3 separate regions of the Homo sapiens genome follow, and all the other regions are linked to region 2. A link is a loop called in an ENCODE intact Hi-C map of the cell type or tissue named here. Cell type or tissue: PC-3. All regions are shown on one strand. Each heading gives the region's core, and the rest is flanking DNA. Links, peaks and the distances in the headings are about the cores only.

Region 1 (4,557 bases), core at 1,061-3,560, 1.7 Mb before region 2:
AAAATTTTCTAAACTAACAATCCATTATGAATATTAACATTTTTTACTCTATATAAAACAAATTTTAATGTGTAACTACGTTTTTCTCCTTCCTAGTCTTGCTTGTAAGATGACATTGACATTGAGGAAAGTATTGAGCAATCAGAACTAATCAAAGAGAGTGTGTGTGTGTGTGTGTGTGTGTGTGTGTACTGTTAAAGTAACTGCAAAACAGTTTTAACTGAAATATGAAGAAATGAGAAATCCAGGGTAGTTTTTAAAGCTTTCATGAAACATAGCATTTCCCATATAGACTGAACAGATGTATGGAGATGTATAGAGTTTTAACAATGGAAACTAAAATGAGATTATTCTCTTTCAAAAAAAAAAAAACCTGCTGAGCTACATAACTTGGTTTTAGTCAGAATCTTGGGTTAATGGGCAATGGTTACATGCTTTTCATTTTCTGTCCTTGACTTCTTGTAACTGATACTTGGGAGGGTGAGGATTACAAAATTATGGCTATGAAGTCATGCAAATTACAAGTGGAATTTTACTCTATGTAGCTAAAAGGACATATAAAGTGCAACTAATAACAAACCTACAAGATCTGTCCCTAGTGGAAACATTAAAGAGTAAAGACAAAAAACCACACAGTTTGGTGTTGGGCCTAATCCTTAAGTGTAGTAAAAAAATAAATAAATAAATAAATTACGTGCTTTTAACTAAGACAGAGAGTTACCAAAAATGCACGGCTGGAATCTTTTACATAAAAACGCTATGAAAAAGTAAGATGACTCTGTGGCTTCCCCTGCTACAAATCTACACCACTTCAGGTGACGAGTACACTGATATCCATAGTCTACTCATCATCAGATAACATAATGAAATTTTGGTTTCCCTGCAAAGTCCAAAAGTCATTTAGTAAATTCCAAATTAAGGACATACCAAGAAAGAAACTGATAAGATGGCTAATAGGAATTTACCAAGACAGTCAAATACTGTCAGCTGAAACTGTGAAGCCATCAACAATTGCTTGATGGTCTCCTTGGGAGATGTGTTAGTACTTTAAGCAAGCAGGAGAGAAAGATACTGATGTAGGAAAAAACAAGATCCAAAAGCCTATGGGTCAGTTCAGGTACATGGCAGAACAGCTAAAATTTGCTGGGAACATCAGCTACAGTTTTAGGTGGAGGCCCCAGAAAGTAAATAAACTCAGCTTAGGGTCTCTGGAACCAGTGACCCAGGTGTCCTCTAGAGTAAAGGAAAACAAACAAGCTGGCTTGGGACCTTGCTTAGGACAGCTGTTTCAGGAGCTGTGCTCCTTGTAGATAATTGGAAGCCGCTTCTGCAAGGAAACTAGCAGCAGAAGCCTGGTGCCCCTGTGGTACTGATGAAACCCCAGAAGCCTTGGTCTCCTACACTCTGAGCTTCTGAGTCAGGGTGAACTTCAATAGGAAAGTCACTTAGGGGACCTAAAGGGCAATAGGCTGCACACTGCCATTTCCCGAAAATAAATAGTAAATTGTCACTGTTCCAGATATAACTGCTAGATTGAAACGCACGATTTCTCCTCTCACTCGTAAAAATAAATAAATAAATAAATAAAATTTAAATAAACGTCTATCACCCAGGGAAAGCTACTCTTGACTCCTTCCACCTATCAAAATTGCCTAAGAAAGGTTGAGTCTGACCAAGGGGCGGCGCAGCTTGCAACTTTCGCCAACTCCGGGATGAGGCACCGCATCCTGGTACCAGAGGCTTGGACACCAAAATGACTTCTCTAGGGTGCAGCAAGGTGAGCCACCTGGCTTATCCTATCCCCATCAGCACGCGTCCCACACCTCTCAGTCCCATTCCGGAAATGGAGCTCTCTCAGGACTGGATACAGGCAGGAGACCTCCCTCCCCAAACAATGCATTCAGCCCGAGTTCACATTCAAGATTCAAAAAGAAAGGGGAAAAACATAGAAAGAACAATAACAATAGCAAACATGATTTTTTTTTCAGTTAAAAAATAAAATGAGTCTCTTACCATCTCGCCTGAGGTTGGCGTTGCGCAAAGCTTTGATGGATGCGCTCTGCGGGGTTGCAGAAGTGTCCCGACAGCTGCAAAAGTTTGCGCAGATTAGAGTGTAGACAAAGATGAGCCGGTGCATTTGGGATCAGCGACTAGAGACAGCGTCGCTCCAAGAAAAAGCCGGGTTCTGCTCCCGGGACCGACGCCGCGCCGCCCTGCGCTCTCGCCGCCTGCGCTCGCCCTGCGCTGGCCCGGGTCGCTGTGCTAATCGCCGAGCTCTCCCCAAACTTCCTGCATGCTGAACTTTCCGAGCGCGTGTGGGTGCCGCACTTCCTTGTGGTGCTGAGCTGATAAATGGTGACGGGACAAACAACAGGTTGACGTTTGTTTGTTCGCCCCCTCCGGTGGCCGGCAGCTGCAGCACAGGCTGCAGGGGGCGGGCAGCGCCGAATCTAGCGGGGCAGGCGAGCGGAGCAGCAGCGTTCTCCAGCCCCGGCCGCGGCCCCTGAGAGGCGCGCACTCGGGCTCAGAGCGGCGGCGCGAGCACCTCAGCTCCCCAGTTTCCCAGGCCGGGCCTAAACCTGCTCTGCCACTGAGCATGCCCAGTTTAATCGCCGGCCGGGACTCTTCCCACCGCCCTGGGCTTTACCCTCCTGGTTGGACCTGTAAGGGCTCAGGAAACAAACTCGCCAGGAGGAAGTGGGAGAGGGTAGAATCCCAGCACTTCTTCAGAGGTGACTGGCACATCCACCCACAAGCCACAGCTCTCCGCCTTGATGGTGGTGGGATGTGGGGACAGGGACTGGAGTTGGGAGTGTTTATTTTACAATAACCAAAATGAGACTCTACTTAGTTAAAATTTCACTGTTTATAGTGAAAAAATACAATCACAAAGGAGCTTAATTCCGAGCTTTTCTTTGAGCTCCCATCAGTGTGACCTTTGGGTGAGTCAAGGGTACCTTTTCAGGGAATAAAATAAAAATAAAAGTATATCACCCAGAGAAAGCTACTCTTGAGTCCCTCCATCTATCAAAAATGCCCGAGAAAAGGTCGAGACTGATGGAGGGATGGCGTAGCTTTCACTTTTCGCGAACTCCAGGATGAGTCAGGGCATCCTGGTACCAGAGAGTATTGGACACCAAAATGCCTTTTCTAGGGTGCAGCAAGATGAACCACCTATCACACAGGGCTGTAGACGTGATGGGCCATGTGGTGCAGTGTACAATAAGGGCAAGAAGTCTTCACGAGCGTTTTTATATGCACTAGCTCCAGCCCTTCCACAGGAAAGGGCAACAGGACAGAGTGGGGTTGAGCAGGAACAGACTGAGCAAGGGGAAGAAGTTGCAGAACACTGTGCTCACTTGCCTTCACAGTCCATAGGAAGAGGCATGGGTCGTTGAGGCTTTTGGGATTCTCCCTACTCTGCGTCTGGAAGCTCAGCAGTTGAAAGGGGCTGCCTCTGGTTTACATCGTGTGTCTGTCTGCCCATGGGAGGGGACTGTATTTGGAAAAGGAATGAGTCCAGACTCGCTGCTCACTGGCTTTGTCCCCTTGAGCAAATCATCTGATCTTTCGAAACTCAGTTTATTTATTTGCAAGAGTAGCAATTGTTAATTTGTATGGTTGTGGTGAGAATGATGTGAAAAAATGTTTAGCATATTGTTTTGTTTGTAGCTGAATCCAAATCCAAATTTATATGATTTCTCAATTTTCCGCTGATGAGATCTAGAAGAGAAAATTTTCAGTCTTTTTCAGGCCTTCCAGCTCCTGAAAGTCTGGCATATGGTAAGTGATATCCATACATAGGGAACTTTAAGTGGCTGAGAAGGGCAGGAAGTTCTGGAAAAGGTAGCCTTGTCAAGTTATTATACCATCCAACAAGGACGAGGGTTCATGTGTCCCTTCAACATAGTCAAAGATCAACATGTTTCATCTCTATTGGCTTTTTGGCTTAAAATGGTATTTTACAAAATTTAGGTTTGTGGGCCATGAAATCAACTTCAATACCAGAATAATTGTTTAAATAAATGGATTGGAATACAATAGTTTAGAAATTTAATTATCAGGGTTCATTGGAGATAATAATATTGTTTTATGAATATTTTGTTTCAGATACACGAACACTACAATATAATAGTTATTTCTTTGGGGCATGATCAAAAAAGTTTGAAAGCCCCTGGAAAAAAAGATCTAATTACATTGTTTCAGGATATAGTGAAACCCTGGGAGAGACACTAAGGATCATTTATTCATTCAACAGGTATTAATTAAGCATTAGTTTTTCCCCTTGTGTTATGCCCTGGTCTAAAAATCTTGGGGATTAAATTGTGAACAAGAAATAAAGTTCCTAATCTCTTTGAGTTTACATTATAATAGAGGAAAGGGAACATAAACAAGTAAGTATGTAACTGTGTTAATAAGTGAAAAGGGGTAGAGATAGATGGGATAGGAGTAGGGACTAATTGAAATATGTGATATCGTTTTTTAGAAGTGGTTGGAAATGCTCATTCAATTTCATACTTAGCTTCTGATATGAGACTATAGAAAAACGGAGAAAAT
Region 2 (2,500 bases), core at 1-2,500:
TTGGTTTGGGGTTTGTCTCATCAAAAAAATGTCTACAGCAATGCAATGTTCTCCAGTAAAGAGATTTTGAGAGCACAAGGTATGGTGTTGCTACTTCATTCAATCAACATTTTAAGAGATTTTGTTGCCATGACTAAAGAAAGTAAGAATAAATTATTCAGAAATAACCACACAGACTTTAAGTTTCTAAGCATTCAGTATATTTTGGAACATAACAGTGTTGATATAGGCTCAGTACCTGCATACATCATTAAAGGGGAGTAAAAGCATGTTTTTAGTAACTTTTTTTTTCCCCAATAGGATACTCGATACTCCAAGCTATTATGGAAAAAGCAGGACAAAATGGTTGGCATGTCAGCGCTATATGTGTGGAAAATTTTAATGATGTCAGCTATAGGCAACTTCTAGAAGAACTTGACAGAAGACAAGAGAAGAAGTTTGTAATAGACTGTGAGATAGAGAGACTTCAAAACATATTAGAACAGGTAAGTCCTAGATTTTATATTTTTAACCTAGACCCTATACAGAAAAATTTAACCTTTGATTGACTTGTCCCCATCAACATCTTCTCCCAGCTTTTAATTTGGAGTGTGAGGTTTGAGAGTTTTCATTCCATGACTATCTTCAGGACCAAATCACAATCTTTTATCACCAAGGACCTTTTTGGTTCTTAAGTCTCAATGTATTTAGAAAGCTATTTCTCACATATTCTTAAGACTTGAATGAGTGAAAGACTCTGTGTGAATCTTGAAGAGCTCTTGGCCTCCAGTTTTCGAAAATATTAATGTTGAAGATTAATCCCATCTAAAAATAGTACAAAAATTCTAAATTTGTGGGTGCACCATTTTTAGAGGCACACTTACTTTAGAGAAGTGCTACATGAGAAACAGCAACATAAATTACTAAAGCAATAAAATAAAAGAAAAGTCAGTGGAATACTGTATATAATTTAGTGGAATACTGTATATAGCATGTTTTCTGCTAGGTATTATAAGTCAATACATTACTACCCCAGTGGAGATGGTTTTCAACTCTCCTCAAAATGGAAAAGTCCTTGAATAAATGTTTCAATAAATATTTGTTGATTTGATTTGAAGCAGCCAGGAAAAGATTAAACTGAGCTTTGCCGTTGTATTAAATGATAGGAAAATATCATCAAATAATGGATAACATCTGCCTTTCCCTACCCCTGCAGATCATGATAAAGCTTTAAAGGCTCTTTGGCCAAAATTGCAGTGAGTGAATGCCATCTAGTGGTTTTAGAAATGCTTGCTCATATTATCTACAATACGTTAGTTCAGCCAGACATGGGTAATATAATTTTTTGTTGGTTAGTTTTTTACATATAGCTTAACTGCATAATTATATGACTTGATTTCCATTAGTAAACTTGCCAATTTGGAGGTTTATTTATAGGAATAACTTTAGTATTCAATTGTAAGAATGAAAACCAAAATATATTTCAGAGATTCAGCTTTACTATTTGCAGGCAAGGGACTAGATGTCTTCAGTTTCCTTCCTCAACTATATTAGCATTTGTAAAAGTGAAAAGTAAAAGAAAACAAACAAACAAAAATGTTGTATTGCTAAAGTCTAAAGAAGCCAGACCATAAGAGGAAATAACAGAGTATTTACTTCCTGTCGTCCCTTTGTAGAAGAAAAAGCTAAATATATATATATATATACTGAAGAAATATATATGTTATTTTGGGAAATATTAATTAAAAGCCTATACATTACTCGGGCTTATTCCTAAGAGAGTCCAAAAAATTTTTGAAGTTGTAGCTATTCAATGTATATGAAATTTTTAAATGGTTAGTTACAGAATCCAAGAAAAATCTTTCTTCTTTCTTAAGCAATACAGCCACTTTACCTCCGACTCCCATTTCCCTCCCTCCCACTCCTGCCCCTGTATTGAGAGTTTGAGTTGTTTGACCTGAACAACTGAAGCTTTGTAAATAACTCACGATGAATCCCACAGAGCAGCCAATTCTAAGAACTGCCTGGATTGCCAAGTTCCTGTCAGAGGGTGAGTAAGGCTCAGAAAGACCCTCCACTTAGCACCTGTGCTTAAAAGACCAAGTCTGGAGGAGGCAATTGAGTGCCTAAAGCACACTGACCCATTTCAGAGGCTTAGCTGGTTTCTAAGAAGAAAATTGGCACACCTGGGTGCTTTGGATAAACTCTGAATAAGCCGTAAATGAGCTCCTGCTAAAGAAACTGGACATCTTATATATTTTTTGTCATATTAAAGAAATTAGAAAACTTGAGTGTCTACCTTTTCTATTCTTCTTGCCAAATTCTAAAAGGTTTCTTTTCTATCATGGTTGCATGGTAATAATAATAATAATAGTAAGAGAACTTTGTCCATTTAAAATGCCTCTCAGGTATAAATCTCATAAATTGCAATAAAGTCTACTGCATTGTGAGAAAATAATGTACTCTTAATTGTCCTATAAAATTTTCCTCCAAGAAAAGCTGTGTTTTTATTCTGAACATG
Region 3 (4,557 bases), core at 1,061-3,560, 1.2 Mb before region 2:
CTTTCCAAATTATTTACCTTGCCTGGAGGCAAACATTCATTTGGAAAAAGGAATTAGTTCCCACAATAGTAGTCAAAAAAATTGTTTATACCATGAATAATTTCTCTGTTTTATGTTTATCTCACTCTTTCTCTAGATCTCTAATTTTAGATTCAAAATGATTAATTTTTAAAATACTTTGAATAAGATCATTCTAGATTGACAAAACTAGTATAGTTCATACTTCTTTAAAATTTTAAATATTTGGTCATTAATTATGATTACTTGTAAGATTTATATAACAAGAGAAAAAGTTAATTTGTAAAATTGAAAATTTTACTGGAGACATTAAGCTAAATATTTGAATTAGAATCAAACTGCTCATACAATTATTCTCAAAAATGCCACAATGGTTCTAGATGTGATTACCAATCTGTACCTTCATTCTCTTAATTCTCCTGTTTTCTCTTCGACTCTTCCTTTCCAAGTCTCCACCAGGTCTCCTATTCCTCCTCCACCCCTTTATACCTCCTTATGAGTCGCCATTCCACCTTTCACACACCCACTGATCATCTTATTTGTTCTCTTTGAAAAATCTCTCTATTCACACGTGTTTAACTGTTGTCTACATGCACAGTGTCTTGGTCAGTTTGGGCTGCTAAAACAAAGTACCTTGGTTTGAGTGGCTTAGACACAACAGAAATTTATTTCTCCTAATTCTAGAGACTGGAAGTCTGAAATCCGGGTGCCAGCATGGTTAAGTTCTGATGAGGACTCTCTTCTGGATTGTAGACCGCCAACTTCTACTTTTATCCTCACATGGTAGAAAAAGAGTAAAAGAGTTCTTAGGGTCTCTTTTGTAAGGGCCCTAATTTCATTCATGAGTGCTCCACCCTCATTACCTAATTATTTCCCAATACCTCGCCTTCTGATATAATTATATTTGGGAATTAGAATTTCAACAAATGAATTTTGGGTGGACACAAACGTTTGGTTTATAATACTTAGATTATCACATTTTACCCTGATCTTTCCCTAACCTTACAACTCCTATATCCATTGAACATATCTACCTGGAGATCCATGATGACTCAAAGGCAACATTTCTAATAGTGAACAATACACCATTTTTTTAGCCAGTTTTTTTTTTTTATCCTTCCCTATTTCTGAACACAGTTCATGAAACCATTGTGTAGCTTCTGAGAAGTAAAGCTAACTTTCCTACGTTTAGTCCCTATTATTTGCTAGCCTATTTGTCTTGGTTTTGACTCCCTTTTCATAATTCTGCATATGCTTATCTCACAACTACGGCTCTTCTCTTTCAATTTGAATGGCATTGGATTAACACACAAATCTTTCCTTGACTGTGAGATCTGTTCAGTTTCTCAAAACAACTAGTTTTCAAAATTTTGTTTTCTAATACCCTGCTTCAAGGAGATTAACTAAGAGATAAATTATTTAAAACATACTCTCCAAGTTTCTTCAATTCCCGTGGTCCCCATGGACTTCAGCTATAGCTTTTATGCAGCTCTTCAATTAAGAATCAAGCCTGTACAATAAACAAATGCTGTTTAAGAAAATTATATAAATATACTGATTTGATTCACTTGAGTATAAGTTCCCAACTCAGATAAATCTTTAAAGTGCATAGTATTAATTTTTCATGTCATTCATTTTCCATTTCCCAATAGTTATACAAACAATGATTTCGGAGGTCAAACCAGCTATCTTCTCCCCAGTGTAACTTTATCTTTATTTCCCACAGACACGAGAACTATCAAATACCAATTCTTTTGATTTCTCTTCCTTCCTTCTCCATACCTATATCTTTACTCATTCTCATGTAAATAGATATTGTGTCCTGAGTGAGATTTTTCTGTTGTTTTACAATTGATGCTAAGACCCAAAGCTAAGAATAGAAATTCCTAAGTACCTCATATTTTAAATTCAGAGATCCAACTATTGGACTAGCCATCTTCCATAGGGATAATTGAAAAGTACCATCATAGAATGTATACTCCACCATTGCTTCACCAAATCTACCTGATAAAATAAGAGAACCCATATGGGAGAAAATGGCAGTGCTCCTTAAAAGAAGCTACTCTTCCCTATGGGAGGCAGAGTCTGCTTCCCCTTATCAAATCAAAAGAGAAAGGACTACTCTTGAGTATGATAAATATAATTTACATATCCCTTAGGAAAAATCTGAGTAACCAGTAGGTACTCAGAAATTCATGGCTAAATTATGCAAATAACATCTGTCTTATTTTTCCAGAATCAGTGTTGCTCTGTGCACTCTTTCTTGAAGGTTGGGAAATTGCCCTTGAAGAATTAGTAGATATAGACCAACAAAGCTATGAGATATTTCAAAAATGTAACTGTCACAAGATAATGAATAATGCTATTGGTATTCATCTGGCAGACCCATTGACTCATTATTTGAGCTGAAGGTAAACAGTTCATGTTCTTTACTACATTATCATCAGTGCCAGAGAGACAAAATGAGATGTAGTGGGATAGGTATACACAGAGCCCATCCAGCCTCAGTCTAAAAGAAGTTTACTGATAAAGCGTTCCCTCATTCAAATGTACAATTATCTGCCTAATTGAAAACTGAATTTAAATATTTTCCTGGGGGAAAAATGCCAGTTTGATGCTCTGTTTTTTTTTTTCTTTTAAAGTCTTTGCCGATGTAAAATGAGAAAATTTTATTGCAGGGTGCAATGATTTAGCATGCATTAAAATTAAGTATCTAAAATATCTACAGGGCCTGAAAAGGTATATGGAAATGAGCTGTTTTCCAAGTTAATGCCACAGGAAATGACAGCTAAGCTGATCTCTTTTTCCCACAGCCTTTTAATGATGCATTTCTCTTAGCATTTGAAAGGACTTTAGATCTAGCAGGTTTCAACTCTAGGGTATAGCTGATTCAAAGTGAAATTAGTGTTGGGTTCTAATATGTTAATTCAGAAATAACTGGTAGATTCATTTATAGGAGCTCAATTTCCATGAGTGATATGTAGGCATATAGGCAAACTTATGAAATGAGCAATGTTTATCTCTAGTTGCTCCAGCCTTTCCATTTTCTAACCTGCCTTGATAATTTCTACAACTTTCATATCTTTTTTTTCTAAAGATGTTCTCTGATCCTTCATTTGACTAATCTGTACATGCAAAATATAAGTTCCTTTTTCCTTATAAACCCCTTTTTGTTACACATCAATAGACCACAAGAACAAAGGACAGTAATATAGTTATCAGGATATTGATTTGGAGTGAAAATTATGAGAAAAAATTTATGGGAATGTTGTATATGTAAGGATTGCAAATATATATTATATTATCACATATAATTTTAAAAAGGTACAAATTTATATATTAAATTAGCTTTGAAGATATTCTACACTATATTTTGTCTATGAGAAAATTGATGACAGATGAGTTAAAGAAACTAAACATGACACAAAGTTAAATTTAATCACAATGGTGGCTTTATAATTTTTTGAAAATGTTCAACATAGAGGAAGGTAAGAATTAAAGGTCTCAGTTTGTTGAAGTCAATATGTAGATGTAATCGGCAATATGAAGCCACTGTGAAAGTCCTATCACATTCCTTGTGTTTTGTGGAACACTGGATGTTGAATTGTAGGACTAGATTTTTCATTCTCAATGTCATCAGAATTATGAACATAATATGTAAAACATCATTTATTAGCAACAGTTTTAAAAGCTATAGCTTCGTATTGGTAAAAATGAATTAAAAGAAAAATATTGAGATTTTGAATTTATTAATATTAGGAGTAATTCTATTCAGAATAAAAAAACAACTATCTAAGCTGAAATAAACTTTAATATAATTAAAAGTAACATATTATTCATAGGTGATGTCGTTTGTTACAACAATTCTACATACTTTTAAGGACTGTTTCAGAAATTTGTTCTGCTGAAACTGACTCATATGAACTCCTTTCTTCTCATTAACTACCCTGAACTTTTTCTATTTCCAGTGCACATTGTCTTTCTGCCAACTCTAAACCTCTAGGCATAATCCAGATCTCACAAAGAGAGGTGAAGATACAATAATCGTGGGGACTATGTGATTAAAGAGTTTTTGGCATTGGACCCATATCCAGATGATTCAGTTAGTTGCATTGGGCTTATGTCCAGACAAGAAGGTTACTGAGGCCAGACACATCTCCTTTTAATGACTCTGGGAGCTCTGTAGTTAGTACTGGTAACTACGTCCTTACAGATGTAGCACAGCTCCATGGAAGTAGGTAACAGACTAACTTTTGTATTAGTCCCAGCTCAATCCATTAATAGTTTTGTCTTTAGCAAGCAATTTCAGCAACATTTACATCTATTTAAAGCAATTTTAAAAATAGTTAAATGAATAAAGAATATAAAAACTTGTAGGGCTTCAGAAAATACACTTCCAATAAATGATAAATATTATTAGCTATTTTTTCATGATAACTTGTCTAATTGTGCAAGTCAGTATTAATGAAATTAATAAAGTTAATGTCAGGTTGATTAATACATGACGAAAACAATTTCAATTTACTGTCACACATTTTA

The links. Hi-C counts contacts between places; a loop is a spot of excess contacts. Peaks named below come from ENCODE experiments on the same cell type or tissue, not always from the same donor. Only the 100,000 strongest peaks of a DNase experiment are listed, where the experiment ranks them.
Region 1: it touches region 2 in a loop (3-fold over the local background); 9 of 110 quality-filtered maps call a loop at or near these places.
Region 3: it touches region 2 in a loop (5-fold over the local background); 3 of 110 quality-filtered maps call a loop at or near these places.

Annotation. Positions count from the first base shown.
Region 1 is chr11:104,161,791-104,166,347 of GRCh38, forward strand. PDGFD (platelet derived growth factor D) reads right to left here and starts at 2,357. Exons shown (of 7, transcript NM_025208.5): 1 at 2,014-2,357. The coding sequence starts at 2,137. In PC-3, for the core only: a CTCF peak has its summit at 2,401; a DNase peak (open chromatin) is centred at 2,541; H3K4me3 peaks cover 1,721 bases.
Region 2 is chr11:105,861,724-105,864,223 of GRCh38, forward strand. It overlaps GRIA4 (glutamate ionotropic receptor AMPA type subunit 4), which reads left to right. Exons shown (of 17, transcript NM_000829.4): 5 at 301-485. Among named protein-coding and RNA genes, the nearest start is that of MSANTD4, 160 kb to the right of the region's middle. In PC-3, for the core only: a CTCF peak has its summit at 1,273 (motif pointing left); a DNase peak (open chromatin) is centred at 1,238.
Region 3 is chr11:104,621,338-104,625,894 of GRCh38, forward strand. No RefSeq gene overlaps it. Among named protein-coding and RNA genes, the nearest start is that of LINC02552, 14 kb to the left of the region's middle. In PC-3, for the core only: no CTCF peak of the experiment used is centred there; a DNase peak (open chromatin) is centred at 2,394; H3K4me3 peaks cover 502 bases; H3K27ac peaks cover 1,217 bases.